2 separate regions of the Homo sapiens genome follow, and region 2 is linked to region 1. A link is a loop called in an ENCODE intact Hi-C map of the cell type or tissue named here. Cell type or tissue: natural killer cell. All regions are shown on one strand. Region 1 overlaps CCL18 (C-C motif chemokine ligand 18). Region 2 overlaps LOC128966684.

Evidence for each region. Peaks named below come from ENCODE experiments on the same cell type or tissue, not always from the same donor. Only the 100,000 strongest peaks of a DNase experiment are listed, where the experiment ranks them.
Region 2: it touches region 1 in a loop (3-fold over the local background); 1 of 110 quality-filtered maps calls a loop at or near these places.

Annotation. Positions count from the first base shown.
Region 1 is chr17:36,064,605-36,068,604 of GRCh38, forward strand. All of the region lies in intron 1 of CCL18 (C-C motif chemokine ligand 18), which reads left to right. Among named protein-coding and RNA genes, the nearest start is that of CCL18, 2.3 kb to the left of the region's middle. In natural killer cell, no CTCF peak of the experiment used is centred here; a DNase peak (open chromatin) is centred at 2,157; H3K27ac peaks cover 3,881 bases.
Region 2 is chr17:36,187,203-36,191,202 of GRCh38, forward strand. LOC128966684 reads left to right here. Exons shown (of 4, transcript XM_054328434.1): 3 at 612-825; 4 at 1,221-2,306. The coding sequence ends at 698. Among named protein-coding and RNA genes, the nearest start is that of CCL3L3, 7.6 kb to the right of the region's middle. In natural killer cell, no CTCF peak of the experiment used is centred here; DNase peaks (open chromatin) are centred at 1,069, 1,339 and 1,909; H3K27ac peaks cover 915 bases.

The sequences.
Region 1 (4,000 bases):
TTTATCCTACTGAGATAAATGAGATGGTTGAAGTCTAATTCATTGGGTTATTAGCGTGAGGTAGAATCTAGGTCTATTTAGTTCTCACTGGTGCTGGTAAGTTTTACAATGACCTCAGCAGTCTCCTAGAGTTCAACCCCTTGGGTAACATAAAAGATGTCTATACTTTTCTCAGCTATCTTGTGATTTAATCTATTAGAAAAAAAATTCCCCAAGGAGAGTTAGGAGAAGGGCATAGACTATTCAGGGAGCTTGATTCCCTGTAGCGTAAAATAAAGACTAAAATGGAGAGACAAGACTAGGGAAATTAAGGAGAAACAAACAAAAAGCCAGATTATTTCCAGCTTTCTTTTCCTGCAGGCCTCAACTCTGAGCTATGCTGTCTCCCTTTGCTCCTTTGTGACCCGCCTGGGCTTCTTCTCCTGAGCAACTCCTGTTGTCTTTGTTCCCTCAGATAAGATTCACACCCCATGCATCTGCTGCTTCTCCTACACCTCCCAGTAGATGCACTGCAAATTTTCGGTTGCCTATTATAAAACCAGTGGTGAGCGGTCTTAAAATTAAAATCCTATGATATATTTTAATTACTTTATACAGTCAATATTCATTTAGTTTTCATCACATATTTGCTCTTCCTGTCCTCTTAAATTCTTCTGCATCTCTGAGCTCCATCTGCAATCACTTTTCTTCTGCCTAAAGGAATCCTCTTAGTATTTTCATTACTGTGGGTCTTCTGATAGTGAAGTCTCCATTTTTTGCTTGCTTGGAAATGTCTTCATTTTACCTTCATTTTACCTTCACACTGGATATGAAAGTCCATAGTAGCTCCCACCTCCTACTTGTGCTTACGTGCTCCTTGTCCCTTGTCCCATGGGTTGTCTCCTCCATATGCCCTATTTGCAGACAGAAGGACTGATGCTGACATTACGCCAGGGTAAGAGCACCAGCTGCTGGAGTCAGCAAATTTGCAGTGGATATGGAGAAACATAAGAGAGGCAGGAGACAATGGGGTGCCTTAACCGTGAGGGAACCAGCATCCAGAACCTGAGAAAAACCAAGTAAATTTCTTCCACTCTTGAAAAGGGACCAGCAAGAAGTTGATGAAGACCTCACTGCTCAGGACTGTGAAGTAGGGCACAAAAGGAACTAAGGAAGTCAGGCATTCATCCTTGACTTTGAGTGTTTCTTTTAAATCTCTGCCTCTGTCTTACTCTCACTCCCTTGCTCCCTCTTCAGGGAGTATAGCTCTTGGAATGGCTGGCCTTTGTTCCATCTCTTTTGGGTAGGAACTTCATTCAGTCTACAGAGACTTTTCCCAGCAAGAGACCATCGTCTCTAAATCGCTGTAGGAGTAGAGCTTCTCAGGAGAACTGAAGGAACTCTGCCACTTCCTCACCCTAGGAACCAACTAGACCCAGAGTTTGCATCTTGTGAATGACTGAGTTAGGCCCCAGTTTTCCCAACTAACAATGGGTCCTAGCCCTCTCCTGCCTTTCAGATCTAGGTTAGATATCTAAGTCCTCAGAAAATAGCCCAGAACATTTTGAAACCTTTTGTGAAGTTCTTTGATTTTACTTAGAGAATCTTAATCCACAAGAATTAAGTGATATGGCTTAAATGTCTGTCCAGAGCATAGGGAAACAACTCTAAAATGAAGAAAGGACAAGGGTCAAGAGAGTCTCACGGGACAGATGAGACTTGTGAGCTGAGGGCCATGGAGAGGAGATGGAGGGCACCAAAGAAGACCTGTTCAGTGTTGGGCAGGCAGAGGAGTGTAGGCAATGCCAAAACAGGACTGGGCACTCACTGCCACCTACATCGTTCTGGGGTCCAAGCCATGTCCTCAACCCTTTACAGGCAACTCTAAACCATGAGGAGCTGGAGACTGGGGATGACCAGAGGGGAAGATGTTAAGTGCATGGTGTCTTGCTCTGAGTTGTACATGTTGGGGTACCTTGGGTCCCCCAGGGGTTCAGGATGTACAAGAGCAACTCAACTGCTCACTTGTTGGGGCTGAATGTGCAGAAATGTTTTTGACAGTGAGAGAGGGTGAGATGTTAGTGTTGAAGTCATACGTACAAGGAGAGATCTTCAGATTAACACTTCCACCACAGAGCAGCTCTCTAATGCTGTGCTGCAGCTCCTCTGACCACATGGTGTGATGTAAATGGTCATGCCACAGCGTTCTGGGCAGCACAAGTCACATTTAAACCACACCCTGGGTGAAAAGGACCATTACATCGTGTTAATCGGAGTGCTTCTAAGAAATGCTTAACTCATGAGGAGGACGTCAAGAATTGGTGTTACCAAGAAGCCAAGCTTAGCTGGTACCTTCTATCAAGAACAGATCTATTTGTGAATGGCACCATGGTCATTTCCTCCTATGGAACAGATATTTCTAGTGTTGTGTTTCCATTGCACAGAAGTGACATGTAAGATGATACCCCAGAATCTTAAGTAGTTCGAGTTGTGTTTGATCCAGACCCAAATGGACAGAATGGAATAGGGAAAGTCTGGACTATGGGAATGACAAGAATGATGGGGCCAGGCTTTTAACTGCTGTTTGATTCATTGAACATTCATAGCTCCCTACAATATGCCATCATTGGGTTTGACTCTGGGTAATAGACATGAATATGCATGACATATGGGGTGTCTATATAGATCAGGAGCCTTAGATGCCCTTATTTTTTCACCCAGGAAGCCCACAGCTAGGAAAATATCCTACAGAAATAACCTCACTTATGGAGAAAGTTTTTTGCATACAGATGTTTGGCACAACTTATAACAATGAAAAATTGGCCAGGTGCAGTGGCTTACACCTGTAATCCTAGCACTTTGGGAGGCCGAGGCAAGCAGATCACCTGAGGTCAGGAGTTCGAGACCAGCCTGGCCAACATGGTGAAACCTCATCTTCACTAAAAATACAAAAATTAGCTGGGCATAGTGGTGCACGCCTGTAGTTCCAGCTACTCAGGAGGCTGAGGTAGGAGAATCGCTTGAACCTGGGAAGTGGGGGTTGCATTGACCTGGGATCACACCACTGTACTCCATCCTGGGCAACAGAGTGAGACTCCATCTAAAAAAAAAGGAAAAATTGAAACCAACCCACATATGTTACAGTAGTGCATGACAATATTAATGCACTAGGCTTAAGTAAATTAGGCAGTTCTTAAAAATACTGGAATGATTTGGAAAAGTCTTTTAATATTAAGCACAGTCATATGCTGCATAACAATGCTTTGGTCAATGACAAACTGCATATATTATACAGTGGTGGTCCCATAAGATTATAATTCTGTATTTGTACTATACCTTTTCTATGTTTAGATATGTTTAGATATGCAAATACTTAACATTGCATTGCAGTTGCCTACAGTATTCAGTACAGTGGCATGCTGTACAACTTTGTAGCCTAGGAGCTACAGGCTGTACCATACAGTGAAGGTGTACGGTAGACTACACCATCTAGGTTTGTGTAAGTCTATGATATTCCCACAATAACAAAACAGACTAATGACAAGTTCCTCAGATGTATTTTTGTCATTAAGTGATGCATGGCTGTATAAATAAAAAAATACAAAATTAAAACCTGTATCATGACAACAGTAATGTCTTCCCCCACCAGACACAGTAAGAAGAAGGAAAAAAGCAAATGAGCAAACAGTACTATCATAAGCCTAGAAAAAAACTGCACTGGAAAGAAATATACCAAACTGTTTTTTAAAAAAAAAAAGTGGCTAGGTTTGGGTACTAGAATTTTTCCTACCTTCAATGAAATTTTTTTTTCAGGTTTTGCATCAGAATGCACATATGCCACAATAGGGAATGTAGAAAAAAACTCTCACATTCCTGCCTCCGTTTGCCTGCTGCCTACCCAGCTTTGAGATTCTAAATGAGTTTTTATTCTTTTCTGTATTTTATGTGTTTTCAAAATTAGCTTTACTGCTTTTTGGTGTAATCTATAGTTCACATAACAAATCATATAAAAAGCTATTTG
Region 2 (4,000 bases), 120 kb after region 1:
GTACGAGAGCCGCAAAGAATAGCCATGTGCCTGAATATGTGTCAGCCGCTGTGTGACTGGAGGGGCTGAGGAAGGGGCGTAGAGGGTGTTGTGAGGTCCCTTCCGACAAGCAGTCAAGAACGCATAGAAATACATTACAAAAATTAAATAGATAAGTTGAAATGCATGTTAAGAAGAGCCCCAGAGTGTGGTTGCTTGGGTAGGGGTAGGTTCAGGAATTGAAGGGACGTCCCTAGGGCCTGGGTCCCTGCCTCCTAATTTGCCACAAATGTAACAGTGTCTTGTTGCTTCCAGGTCACTCAGGGATTCGACTCTGAGGTCAGTGATGCACTTGGCACCAGAACTCGATGGGGTTGGCACAGACCTGCCAGCCTCAGCCACTTTCATTCTGGAAGCTGTTAAAAGAGACAGTTATAAAAATTGAGGAATCAGCAAGAGAATTCCTGGTTCCGTGCTACCTTCTTCTCTCTGTCTTGGCAAGTGTAGGGCCTGTCCACTTGCTCAGGACTCTTTGTCCAACCTCAGCTCCCTAGACCTTTCATCAGTGGCTCAGGGGGTCTCTTCAGGCAGCCTCTTCCGGCTAACACTTCCTCCTGTCTTCCCTCTGTCAGGGGCAGCTCTTCCGTGGTTCCTTGCAGACCCCAGGTCAGGCCAGAAAACACCTCTATGGCCCTTCCCTGTGTCCCACCACCAGATAGGACCTCAAAGGCCTGGGGTCCCCAGGATGGCCCTCAAACCGACTGGTGCCCTTGCAGGCTGCCACCCTCCAAGTCCTGCTTCTCTCTAGAGATGGGCAGGAGCACCAGCCCTCACCTGGCACCAGCAGTGAGTCTCATAATTGCCATCTACCATTTTGCTAGGGGGCTTCTGGGGATCCTAGGAAAAGCAGCAGATGCCTGGGTGCTTGGGGACCTGGGCATTCTGAGGGAAGGAGCAGCGTGACCCTGAGTCATTTTTCACTGGGGACAAATGAGCCAACTCCTTCTACCCAGTGATAAAATCAGAAGGAAGCAGATGGAGACAGCACTGTTCAGGGGATGATTTGGGGATGAGAAGAACTGGCAGGAAGTTGGGGATGTGGGGGTGAGAAGAACCAGCAGGAAGTTGGGGATTTCTTGTTTCCCCACTTTTCCCTTCCATTTCTGTTTGAGCCTTAGGTTTGGCCTCCGTCTCCCTCTGTAGGAATTGCAGCTAATTAAATATTCTGCCTCTTATTCCAGCTTTACTGGTGGAACATAATATGGTCTAAGAAGAGATTTTTCCAGCAAGAGGCCATCTCTGCAAATCACCTGTGAGGCAGACCTGTGGCAATTTTATGACTCAGCTGGCCACCGGGATTGTAGCTGGGTTCTGCCGCTTGTTGAAACCTACTCAGTGTTCTCCTTCCCTAAGTAGGACAAGACCGTATCCTGCCTTTAAGATTTATAGAATAAAAACTGAAAACTCTTTGGGGAAGAAAATCTTCCCGAACAGATAGCCCAGGGCATTTTGAAAATCCCTTAGGAAGTTCTCTGTTTCACTTGGGTACCTTTGTCCTTGGACTTTGGTGATGTGGTTTGACCCCAGCCAGAGAGTGCAGGGAACAACAGCAAAAGGCAGGACAAAGACTGACTCGTGAGAGGAGGCCCAGGAACAGGGGGGCATCGTGAATGAGGAGGACGTGGGGGCCCAAGAAAGTGAGCTCTTGCGCACTCAGTCACCAGCCCCCTTCTGGGGTCCAAGCTGTGTCCCCTTCTCTAAAGAGGTAAGCCCTGAGTCATGGGAAGATGGAAACCGGGGCTGATGAGACAGGATGTTTTTTAAGCACCGTGGTATCTTGTTGACTTGCACATGCACGGGGGTCTTGGGTAACCACAGGGCTCAGGGTATTTGCAGGAACAGTTCAAGTGCTCACTTGTCTTGGGGCTGTTTATGGGGAAGTGGTTTCCACAGTGAGAGGACGTGAGATATTGTTGTCACCCCGGACCACACTTAGCTAGTTCCTTCTCACTAAAGCTCTGTAGTCATATTTTCCCTGGCAGAGCAGAAACTTCTATGTTATCCCACAGCTGTTCTAACGGCGTAGACTTGACTTATGCAATGATGCCAGGAGTCCTGAGCAGCACAGCCCAACTTCAATCACACACAGATGGACAGAGCTGTATTAGCAAAGCCTGAGCTACTGAGCGATGAGAGTACAGCCAGGCTTTCAGACATCTGTTCATTCAAGAGAGATATGCGCTAAGCCAAGGACCTAAAGATGTGTTTAATGTGGGTGCTAATATGCATAAGGAACCTTGAAATAAATGTTCTTAGCCTTTGGCCAAGAGGGTCCATGTCTAGGAATCTATTCTCCATAGAAATAAATTCAAATATGGAAAAAATGAACAATGCATAAGTGTATTTGGTCCCCAGCATATTTATAGCAACTTAAAATTGGACCCAATTTAAATGCCTATGATATGGAAATTGCTGAGAAAATTATGGGCTCTTCCCTTAATTGGCTATTAGGCAGCCTTTACAAACAATGCAGTGACATGAGAAATGCTTATGTTATGGTAAGTTTAAAAAACTCAAGATGCAAATCAGCTTATTTTAATCAGGAGCCACCTAGCATTTGGGATGTGGTCAATCCCACATAATGTATTTTTGTGGGTGCAGTTCCCAGGAAAGAAGAGGAATAAAAACGGCAAGTATGAAGTGTCTCCTTCGCTTGCAGTCTCCTTGTCTACCCCTTTGTCCATCCACTATGAAAGGACTCCCTTCTGTTCCTTAATATGGACAATTTCTATTGAGGACTCATTGTTCTAAGAATTGTCTCATCTCCTCCTGCATCCTCAGTGCCCGATCTTTGGCTTCTATGAAGGAAGGTGGGCAGTGCCTATGGCAGGTCCAGTTCTACCTTTCTCAGTATGTTCTGGCGTGGGTATGTAGCCCCATTTTCTAGTGGTTACCTTGACATCATGAAGAGTTTATGTCTCTTTTGCCCTAGGTTTGGGCAATAGTCATTCACTGTGCAACAGGAAATACACGAGTCAGCATCTTATTAAAAATAAAGTCATTCAGGAAAGTGGACGACTAATAGTTTCTAATCTAGAGAGCATAGGAGAAGAAATGTTTACCACACACAAAGTATTAGTGCCTTTTATATCACGAAGACAAAAATAACAGGAAAAAGACAAACACATTATAGTGAAAACTTGTTTTTCCTAACCAGCATCTATTCTGCATGTTTCCTGATGCCCGAAACTCACATTTCCTCAGGAAAATCTCCCTTCTGCACCATTCTCAGGCTTTAAGTTTATGTAAAATTCAGTAAACCCAAAGATTCAAGTTATGTGCCTTGATTAACTTAAGCAAATCAATGAAACCCATCCCCATAACCACAGCGACAGGTTAGGAAATTCGGTTCCTAAGTCAGTCACATCCGAAAGGGCCTAGTGATGTTTTTTTCCAGTGGGATCACAGACTCACTCTTCCTTGCAGAAAATGAACAAAGGATTCATGTAACACTGGCAGGTACTGGCAGCCACCCAGGGCCTCTCACAGGAAAGGGAGATCAGAAAGAGAAGCAAAGAGGACTCATGAGATACCATAGGGCTGCTGCGTCCAGCCTTGCCTGGAGCTAGGGCCACCTCGATGCCCTATAGTCTTGGAGCCACAACGTGCATTTACTCAAAGCCTCTTTGAGTTTGGTTTGCTTGTTTGCTTTCTGCCTGGAAACTGCCAGCATCCTGAGAGATACGAGATCTGCATCTGTGCAGAGACACAGGGTTTGTTAAAAGTCACAGGCCCTGACTGAAGTGTGGAACTGGCTGAAATGAGAAAGTGGTAATTTGGGGAGGACCTTGTGAAATGGAAGGAGTTTTAAACCTTACATGCATCAGAATTACCTGGAGCCTTGTGAAAACACAGGTTGCTGGGCCCTAGTCCATTAAGAAAGGAAGTGGGGCTTAGAATGTTCATTTCTCCCATGTTCCCAGGTGATATTCACCATGCTGTCCTGTCTGGGCACTACCTT